Regions from separate parts of the Homo sapiens genome. Here region 1 is linked to region 2. Evidence: read pairs that join two places in POLR2A ChIA-PET (ENCODE). Cell type or tissue: CD4-positive, alpha-beta T cell. All regions are shown on one strand.

What was found. ChIA-PET counts read pairs that join two places held together with the same protein. Peaks named below come from ENCODE experiments on the same cell type or tissue, not always from the same donor. Only the 100,000 strongest peaks of a DNase experiment are listed, where the experiment ranks them.
Region 1: POLR2A ChIA-PET joins it to region 2 with 8 read pairs; 2 of 35 experiments call an interaction of 5 or more read pairs at or near these places.

What each region holds. Positions count from the first base shown.
Region 1 is chrX:41,466,978-41,471,977 of GRCh38, reverse strand. The region is part of intron 2 of NYX (nyctalopin); the gene reads right to left. It also overlaps the pseudogene GEMIN7P1. Among named protein-coding and RNA genes, the nearest start is that of NYX, 22 kb to the right of the region's middle. In CD4-positive, alpha-beta T cell, no CTCF peak of the experiment used is centred here; no DNase peak of the experiment used is centred here.
Region 2 is chrX:41,262,906-41,267,905 of GRCh38, reverse strand. No RefSeq gene overlaps it. Among named protein-coding and RNA genes, the nearest start is that of LINC02601, 10 kb to the left of the region's middle. In CD4-positive, alpha-beta T cell, no CTCF peak of the experiment used is centred here; a DNase peak (open chromatin) is centred at 2,065; H3K4me3 peaks cover 647 bases.

The DNA.
Region 1 (5,000 bases), 200 kb before region 2:
GGAGTGTGGTGATAAAGGAGGACAAACTGCACAGGGGGAAGTTGTTTATTAAAGAGGTTGCAAAGTTCAGCCACCCTGAAGATACTCCCCAGTGCTCCCCTCTTGCTAAAGAACCAGTTACCCCAGGGGAAAAAAAAAAAAAAATACATATATATATATACACCAGTGCCCTTATACAAAGGCTGGAAGGTAACAAAAGCCCACCAAGAGTTTTGCCCAAGCCTTTCCTGGGCCTTAAAGCATGACAAGATTATGAAATAATTCTTAACAGGACCCATTTAGGATTAAACAAGTTTTACTGGGGGTCTAAACTCCCCAGACCTCCACAGACAAGTTTATTGGGGGTCTGGAGGAACTCCCCAAACCTCCATGATTTAGCAGGAGACAAAATAAGGGTAATCACCCCAGCACCTGGACCCATCTAGATTAAGTAAATTTACTGAGGCTCCAGAGGAAGGTCTTCAGGACTCAGACCTTAGTTATAGATTAAAAGAAGTTAATCACATGTCTTTAGATGAATGCACACTTACACGTAGACATGTAGCTTAGAAGGTATATAAACTCTGGGCCAGGTGCGGTGGCTCACGCCTGTAATCCCAACACTTCGAGAGGCCGAGGTGGGCAGATCACCTGAGGTGAGGAGTTAAAGACTAGCCTGGCCAACATGGTGAAACCCCGTCTCTACTAAAAATACAAAAATTAGCCGGGCATGGTGGTGGGCACCTGTAATCCCAACTGCTCAGAAGGCTGAGGCAGGAGAATTGCTTGAACCCAGAAAGCGGAGGTTGCAGTGAGCTGAGATAGTGCCATTGCACTCCAGCCTGGGTGAAAAGAGTGAAACTCCATCCCCCCCCTCCAAAAAAAGAAGGTATATAAGCTCTGGAAAAGTTCGTAATTTTGAGTTGGTCTAGAGATATTTTCCAGGCCTTTTCCCTGTAACCAGTTACAGAAATAAAAAACTCCCTCCTTTCCCAGTTCATCTGCATCTCATTATTGGGCCGTGAGAAATAGCAGCCCCACCCTCAGTTTGGTCGGGGAACACTAGAATGTGGCCTTGAGGGTTTGTTGTCTGCAGGCCCTGGGGGATCTCCGAGGACATCGCTGTGGCCTTCACCCTAGATCTGCGCTGCCCAATACAGTAGCCACTAGCCCCGTGGGCTACTGAGCATTTGAAATGTGGCCAACCCAAATTGAGATGTGCTATGCATATAGAAGACACACCAGATTTCAAAGACTTAAAAAGAGTAAAATACTGCATCAATGATTTTTTTTTTTTTTTTTTTGAGACAGAGTCCTCACTCTGTCGCCAGGCTGGAGTGCAATGGCGCTAATCTCGGCCCACTGCAACCTCCGCCTCCCAGGTTCAAGTGATTCTTCTGCCTCAGCCACCCGAGTAGCTGGGATTACAGGCATGTGCCACCACACCCGGCTAATTTTTGTATTTTTAGTAGAGATAGGGTTTTGCCATATTGGCCAGGCTGGTCTCAAACTCCTGACCTCAGTTGATCCGCCCACCTTGGCCTCCCAAAGTGCTGGGATTACAGGTGTGAGCCACCACACCCAGCTGCATCAATGATTTTTATACTGATTACATGTTACAATGGTATTTTAGATATATTGGGTTAAATAAAATATTAAAATTAATGTTAACTGTTTCTTTTTACGTTTTTTAATGTGACTACTCAGAATTTTTAAACATGCGGCTTGTGTTATATTTCTGTTGGTGCTACTATAGTTCCTCTCACCAGAAGAATTCAATTCCTGAACACCCCCATTGAGTAAATTATGCCTCAAGGAGGAGGGAGAATTAGGGAGCAGGAGATTGGGAATGAAAGAAAAGCCTGTCAATCAATTTTTTTTTTCTGTAACAGTCACTAAAATTAAGCCAAAAGGACAGCATACTAAATAAAATCAATGACCTTCTTGCACATCTCAAAAGAATTAATTATAGACACGCTGCAGTTAAGTTCCATTCACCAGTCCTTGCCTGCTAGAAACTTTTTTACATCATCATGGGAGAGTAAGTTGCTTATAAATTACTTTCATTTTGAGCATTTGAATGGAGGATCAGATAAAGACTTCAAAAGCCCACAAGTAGGCTTGCCACCTGCAGCAAAGTAGAATGTCATGAGGCTGGGCACAGTGGCTCATGCCTGTAATCCCAGCACTTTGGGAGGCAGAGGCGGGTGGATCACCTAAGGTCAGGTGTTCGAGACTAGCCTGGCCAACATGGTGAAACCCTGTCTCTACTAAAAGTACAAAAATTAGCCGGGTGTGGTGGCATGCACCTATAATCCCAGCTACTCGGGAGGCTGAAGCAGGAGAATTGCTTGAACCCAGGAGGCAAAGGTTGCAGTGAGCCGAGATTGCACCACTACACTCTAGCCTGGGTGACAGAGTGAGACTCCGTCTCAAAAAAAAAAAAAAAAAGTAGAATGTCATCGTGGCCTGCTACCCTGTGGAAGCCAGAGGCCCCAAGCCCAATCTTGAGGACCAATGGAAAAGACAGCATGGTAGATGCACAATGTTTATTTCATGGTCAGGGGCAGCTCTATCTGAAATTCCTGTAGGAGAGCAAACGGTACCCAGATGTAAATATGCCCACCGATTCATAATTTCTACCCCTCCTCATCAGTACTCCCGAATTCCTAGCAAATACCCCTGGCCTGCCACTCACATCCTCCCATTCTGTACACATTACCCGGCCTTGCCTACCCAAGTCCCTGCAGGAACCTGAAGATGTGGCCCCAAAAGGGATATGTAGAATACACTTGCTGCCACCTCTGTAGCTCTGCTTGGTTTCCAGTGTCTTTTCAGGTCATCTGTTATGGACACTCCATGTTTTCTAAGCAGCTGAGAAGTGGATCCAGCCCTCTCAGACACAGCTGAAGAGCACTCAGGCCTTTGAACAGCCCCTCAGTTGTAAACTGGAGCCACTTCAACATTCTGATGTTGAGGATGCCTGACTTAGCTTTTCCATCTCCCTAAAAACTGAGATAGACACCAAGCTTCCAGCAAGGTTCTTGGGCTCTGTGCTGAGCCTGGCTGTAAACAGGGCTGCTGCTGGGCTGGGGAGACACCCTGCTAGGGAGACAGGGCCAAGAATATAACCTTAACTGCAGGCCTCAGCTGGAAAGAGGCAGAACCTTTTTCTATCAACCCTTCCAACTAGGTCAAGTATCAGGCATCAGGTTTCTTTACAAATAGTCCTTCATTCTACTCTCTTCTTTCTAATTAAGGAAAGTACACTCAGTCATATGACTCATGTTTATACCCCACAATAGCTAACACTGTTCCAGGCGCACTGTATGGCTCAATAAACGTTTGTAGAATTAAATGATGCCTTCCTATGCAAGGATTCCTCCATTTATTTTAAAAATTGTTTGCTGGCCAGGCATGGTGCTCATGCCTGCAATCCCAGCACTTTGGGAGGCCAAGGCGTGCAGATCACTGGAGTCAGAAGTTCAAGACCAGCCTGGCCAACATGGTGAAACCCCATCTCTACTAAAAATACAAAAATTAGCCAGGTGTGGTGGCGCGTGCCTGTAGTCCCAGCTACTCTGGAGGCTGAGGCATAAGAATCACTTGAACCAGGGAGGCAGAGGTTGCAGTGAGCTGAGATCACACTACTGCACTCCAGCCCAGGCAACAGAGCGAGACTCTGTCTCAAAAAAAAAAAAAAAAAAATTATTTGTCAAGGAACTCCTGGGATTACAACAGTCAGGATACAACCAATTTGTATAATGCAAGAGATCAGAAAGGTAGCTGCCTATGTTTAAAAAACATATATGAGAAGAGTGAGACTGAAGCTTCTCAATGTACACTGCTTTTAGCCTTTAACATTTTGAACCATGTGGCTATGTTACCTATTTCAAAAAATAGATTAGAGTTTAAACTTTAATTAAACACTCAAGAAATTGTCACTATTAGAGACTTATTTTTAGCCTCTGAAACTTTGATAGCCATTAGGAGCAATAACTAATTTACTGGATTATTTAGTGACATTTAAATTAAGTCAAGGCCGGGTACAGTGGCTCACACCTGTAATCCCAGCACTTTGTGAGGCTATGGCAGGAGGATCGCTTGAGCCCAGGAGTTTCAGACCAGCCTGGGCAATATAGTGAGACCCCTATCTCTATAAAAAATAAAAAAATTAGCCATGCACAGTGGTGTGCACCTGTAGTCCCAGCTACTCAGGAGGCTGAGGCAGGAAGATTACTTGAGCCCAGGAGTTCAAGATTACAGTGAGCTATGATTGGACCACTGAACTCCAGCCTGGACAACAGAGCAAGACCTTGTCCTCCCAAAAAATAATAAATTAAGTCTCCAGGCGCGGTGGCTCATGACTGTAATTCCAGCACTTTGGGAGGCAGAGGCAGACAGATCACCTGAGGTCAGGAGTTCGAGACCAGCCTGGCCAACATGGTGAAACCCCGTCTCTACTAAAAATACAAAAATTAGCCAGACGCAGTGGCACACGCCTGTAATCCCAGCTACTCAGGAGGCTGACGCACAAGAATCGCTTGAACCCGGGAGGCAGAGGTTGCAGTGAGCCAAGATCATGCCACTGTACTCCAGCCTGAGTGACACAGTGAGACTCCATCTAAAATAATAAATAATAAATAATAATAATAATAAATTAAGTCAAGTAAATTCTCAGAACTGACAGCAAAACTGTATTGGTTTGTTCAGTATAAAGACTAAGTACATGTTTAGTGAGCCAGAAAAGCAAGGCACCAAAAAAAAATTCTTTTAATAATAATATATGTGGATGAGTTCTACTGCAATCATGGCAGAGTAGCTTCTATCAGACTAACATTCCCACTGCTATCTATGGTAGACTCTGGACAAAATTTTTTTAAAAAAATTGTTTTAGCTGGGCGTGGTGGCTCACACCTGTAATCCCAGCACTTTGGGAGGCCGAGGTGGGTGGATCACCGGAGGTCAGGAGTTCGAGACCAGTCTGGCCAACATGGCGAAACCCTGCCTCTACTAAAACT
Region 2 (5,000 bases):
CTCTTGACCTCAGATGATCCGCCCTCCTCGGCCTCCCAAAGTGTCAGGATTACAGGCGTGAGCGACCACGCTCGGCCGGGCCTGTCATTTTCTTACTATTACAGCTATCATTGGAATTATTGGACATCTGCTGATGCATGGCTGTGACCATTTTTTTTCTTTTTTGTAGAGACGGGGTCTCTGTTGCCTACCTGGAGTGCAGTGGCGTGATCATAGCTCACTGCACCTCGGCTTCTAGGACTCAAGTGACCCTCCCATTTCCAGCCTCCTGAGTAGCTGGGCCACCACAGGCGCACACCACCATGCCCGGCTAACTTTTTGTTAATTTTTTGTAGAGATGGGGTCTCACTATATTGCTCAGGCTGGTCTCAAACTCCTGGGCTCAAGCAATCCTCCTGCCTCGGCCTCCCAAAGCACTGGGTTTACAGGTATGAGCCACTGTGCCTGGCCAGAATATAAAGCTAAATTTCAAATATCTTTTAAAAACAAGAGGGAAAAAGAGACCAGGTGGGGTGGCTCATGCCTGTAATCCCAGCACTTTGGGAGGCTGAGGTAGGCAGATTCCTTGAACCCAGGAGATCGAGACCAGCCCGGGCAATATGGTGAGACTCTGTCTCTACTAAAATACATAATTGGCCAGGTGTGGTGGTTCATGCCTGTAGTCTCAGCTACTCAGGAGGCTGAGGTGGGAGGATCACTTGGTCCTGGGAAGTCGAGGCTGCAGTCAGCCGTGATTGCGCCACTGTACTCCAGCCTGGGCAATAGAGTTAGACCCAGCTTAGCTTCAAACTGTGTTTTAAAAACTTGTTTTCCTTTCCTCCTTTCTCCTCAGTCTCAAGACGTAGCTTTGAGACAAACTGCAGGTGTGTTTTCTTTGGTCTTACGAAACGTGCTTTCAAACGCCCTTCCCTTTCCAACATTATGCTCTCATGTGTCATGCACACTTATTTACCTGGATGCTTGCTAAACTCACACCATGCTCACTTATCTGGTTATAGATTTCCTTAGAAGTTTCCAGAGCTGAATTCTGACACGGACCAGATATCCCTGGAATTCTCTCCTCAGCAGGAGGTTACTTCAAGGCTGGAGTTCACTCTCAGCTAGAGATTGACTGCGATTGATTTGTGAGCTGCGTGGACTCATGATGGTGCTGGCCCCTTCAGCAGATGGAACAATAATTCAAAAGAAGCCATTGGAGCGAGACATGCCACCTGGTACCTCCTAGCCCCCCGTGCCTCTTCTGCAGTCCAAGCCCCTCTTCTTAAACCAGGGCCCCCTCTCCAGAAATTGGAAAATGGCAATTTTTGGAAAGGATTCTGGCCAGCCTTTCCTTGCTAGCAACGGATAATGAAATTTACTTTCTTTTTAACACACCTTGCTCTTATTTTGGCTTCTTTCTGCAAGTGGCAAGCAACCTGACCCTCTTTCGGTTACAAGTCTCAACGAAATGGAATGGGAATGATAGTAAGAAACAGGATTTCAGCACAAATATGGTCATGTGATTGTAGCACTCTTTTTTTTTTTTTTTTTTTTCTGAGACCGAGTCTCACTCTGTCACCCAGGCTGGAGAACAGTGGCATGATCTCAGCTCACTGCAACCTCCACCTCCCAGGTTCAAGTGATTCTCGTGCCTCAGCCTCCCGAGTAGGTGGGATTACAGGCACCCGCCAACATGTCCGGCTAATTTTTGTATTTTTAGTAGAGACGGGGTTTTGCCATGTTGGCCAGGCTGGTCTCAAACTTCTGACCTCAAGTGATTTGCCTGCCTCAGCTTCCCAAAGTGCTGGGATTACAAGCGTGAGCCACCGTGCCCGGCCTGTAGCACTCTTATATTTGACATTCAAGAAGGAAACAATTGCATTCCCAAACAGCTAAATATGCATGTCTAAAAACGGAAGTGTTTTTTTTGAACTGTCAAATTCTCTCCAAAGCCCATTCATCTCAGCATCCCAAAGCTGAAGCACACCTTCTGTGAGCTCTGTAAGAAAGTGGTAACCACAGGGCACCATTGCCAGCACAGCACAGCACGACTGCTTATAAAACGAAACTTCTGACGCTGGCTGCAGCGTCATTTTTTCACCATCCTCACGTGGGAGAGCAGTTGTCTGAGTGATCGCTAAGTCATGCTCACTAAATCAGTGCAGTAAGAATTGCACTGCTGACGCTGAGTCCAGTAAGAAGCAATTCTTACTGCTGGGGCTAGAGCAGGCATGGCAATGAACTCCAAGCTGGGGCCTCCATTTGTTTTCTTTTTCTTTTTTCTTTTCTTTTTTTCTTTTTTCTTTTTCTTTTTTTTTTTTTGAGACGGAGTCTCACTCTGTCTTGCCCAGGGTGGAGTGCAGTTGTGCGATCTCAGCTCACTGCAGCCTCCACCTCCCGGGTTCAAGCGAGTCTCCTGACTCAGCGTCCAGAGTAGCTGAGATTACAGGCATGCACCACCATGCCTGGTTAATTTTTTGTATTTAGTAGAGACGGGGTTTCACCATGTTGGTCAGATGGGTCTCAAACTCCTGACCTCAGGTGATCCACCCATCTCGTCCTCCCAGAGTGCTGGGATTACAGGCATGAGCTACTGCGCCCGGCTTCTCTATTTGTTTTCTAGCAAGCCAAAGTCTGAGTGGAAAAAACACAAACTGTCTTTTCTCTGGTCTCACACAACAATCAACACAGAAGACTTCCGTGACCCCAAAATATGTGGGGATTTCTCCCCACCAGCAATCAAGCAATCAGTTCTGCAGTGGACACCAACTGGGTGTCCTCCAATTCTATTCAATTCAATTCTGACACTCTCTACCTGGAGATAGCTTCAGATCCCACAGGTTGATGGCTCAGTCCCCAAGACTGCCCCCACCTTCAGATACCAATGGCAAGCCCCAGGTTGTGTCACCTGTGCTTCTGACCGACAAGCTATACATCGGGGTTCCCACCACCCCTTCCTTTGGTTCATTTAATTTGCTAGAGGGGGCCGGGCGCGGTGGCTCACACCTGTAATCCCAGCACTTTGGGGGGCCAAGGCGGGCAGATCACGAGGTCAGGAGATCGAGACCATCCTGGCCAACACGGTGAAACCCCGTCTCTACTAAAAATACAAAAAAATTAGCCGGGCGTGGTGGCAGGCACCTGTAGTCCCAGCTACTCCGGAGGCTGAAGCAGGAGAATAGCATGAACCCAGGAGGCGGAGCTTGCAGTGAGATGAGATTGCACCACTGCACTCCAGCCTGGGCGACACTCCGTCTCAAAAAAAAAAAAAAACTTGCTAGAGGGGCTCCCAGAACTCAGGGAAACACATTTACCAGTTTATTATCAAGGATATTACAAAGGATACAGATGAAGAGATACATAGGGCAAGGTATGGGGGAAGGGGTGCGGAGCTTCCATGCCCCCTCCAGGTGTACCACCCTCCAGGAACCTCCACGCGTGCAGATATTCAGAAGCTCCCAGAACTCAGTCATTTTGGGGTGTTTTGTTTTGCTTTGTTTTTTGAGATGCAGTTTCGCTTTTGTAGCCCAGGCTAGAGTGCAATGGCATGATCTCAGCTCACCGCAACCTCTGCCTCCCGGGTTCAAGCCATTCTCCTGCCTCAGCCCCCCAAGTAGCTGGAATTACAGGGATGCACCACAGGGATGCACCACCACGCCCAGCTAATTTTGTATTTTTAGTAGAGATGGGGTTTATCCATGTTGGTCAGGCTGGTCTTGAACTCCTGACCTCAGGTGATCCACCTGCCTCGGCCTCCCAAAGTGCTGGGATTACAGGCGTGAGCCACCATACCTGGCCAAGGCCCATTTTTATAAGTAGTGCACGATGTTCCAGCCAACATTGTAATGGCACATTGGGCTTGGATGTTGTGATGTTATGATATATTTATATTGGTTTTTGTTCACACTTCCTGGTTGATAAGTGCCATAGCCCTTGTTATTTCCTAAGTGACTAAAACAATAGGTATATATTTTAAAAGCATTTGGGCTGGGCGCAGTGGCTCATGCCTATAATACCAGCACTTTGGGAGGCCAAGGCGGGCAGATCACTTGAGGTCAGGAGTTCAAGACCAGCCTAGCCAACATGGTGAAACCCCGTCTCTATTAAAAATACAAAAAAAATAGCCAGATATGGTGGTAGGCGCCTGTAATGCCAGCTACTCTGGAGGCTGAGGCACGAGAATTGCTTGAACCCGGGAGGCAGAGGTTACAGTGAGCCAAGATCACACCACTGCACTCCAGCCTGGGAGACAGAGTGAGACTTCATCTTAAAAGAAATAAAAAATAAAAAATAAATAAATACATAAATAAATAACATTTGGCCTTTTGTCCTTAGTTCCTGAAGCAGCTTCAGAACAGCCTTCAGAGCCATAAAGGTGAAAGACATTCTCTTGTCATAACATTGGGGTGCTTTAGGCCTCAGAAAACAGAATCTCTCTCTCTCTGAGCTTCTCCTGCCCTCCTTTCACCTGCTCCTTTTTCTCTCCAAGGCAGCCTGTATATCTTAGTTCTTTTGCATTGCCGTAAAGGGATTCCTGAAGCTGGGTAGTTTATAAAGAAAAGAGGTTTATTTGGCTCACGGTTCTGTAGGCTATGCAAGAAGCATGGCTCCAGTATCTGCTTCTGGTGAGGCCTCAGGAAGCTTCTAATCGTGGCGGAAGGGGAAGGGGATATGGCATGTGCAGATCACATGGAGAGACAGGAAGCAAGAGAGAGAGAGCACTCATTACAGCGAGGACAACACCAAGCCATTCACGAGGGATCCACCCCCATGACCCAAACACCTCCCACCAGGCCCCACCTCCAATACTGGGGGCCACATTTCCACGTGAAATTTGGAGGGATTAAGTATCCAAACCATAGTACCTTAGAAACTAAAATATACTCTAATATTCTCCTGCCTTGAGCCAAATAAACCTCTTTTCTTTATAAATTACCTGTCTTGGAGCTGGCTATAAAGAAATTCTCTGGCCAGGTGAGGTGGCTCACCCCTGTAATCCCAGCACTTTGGGAGGCCGAGGT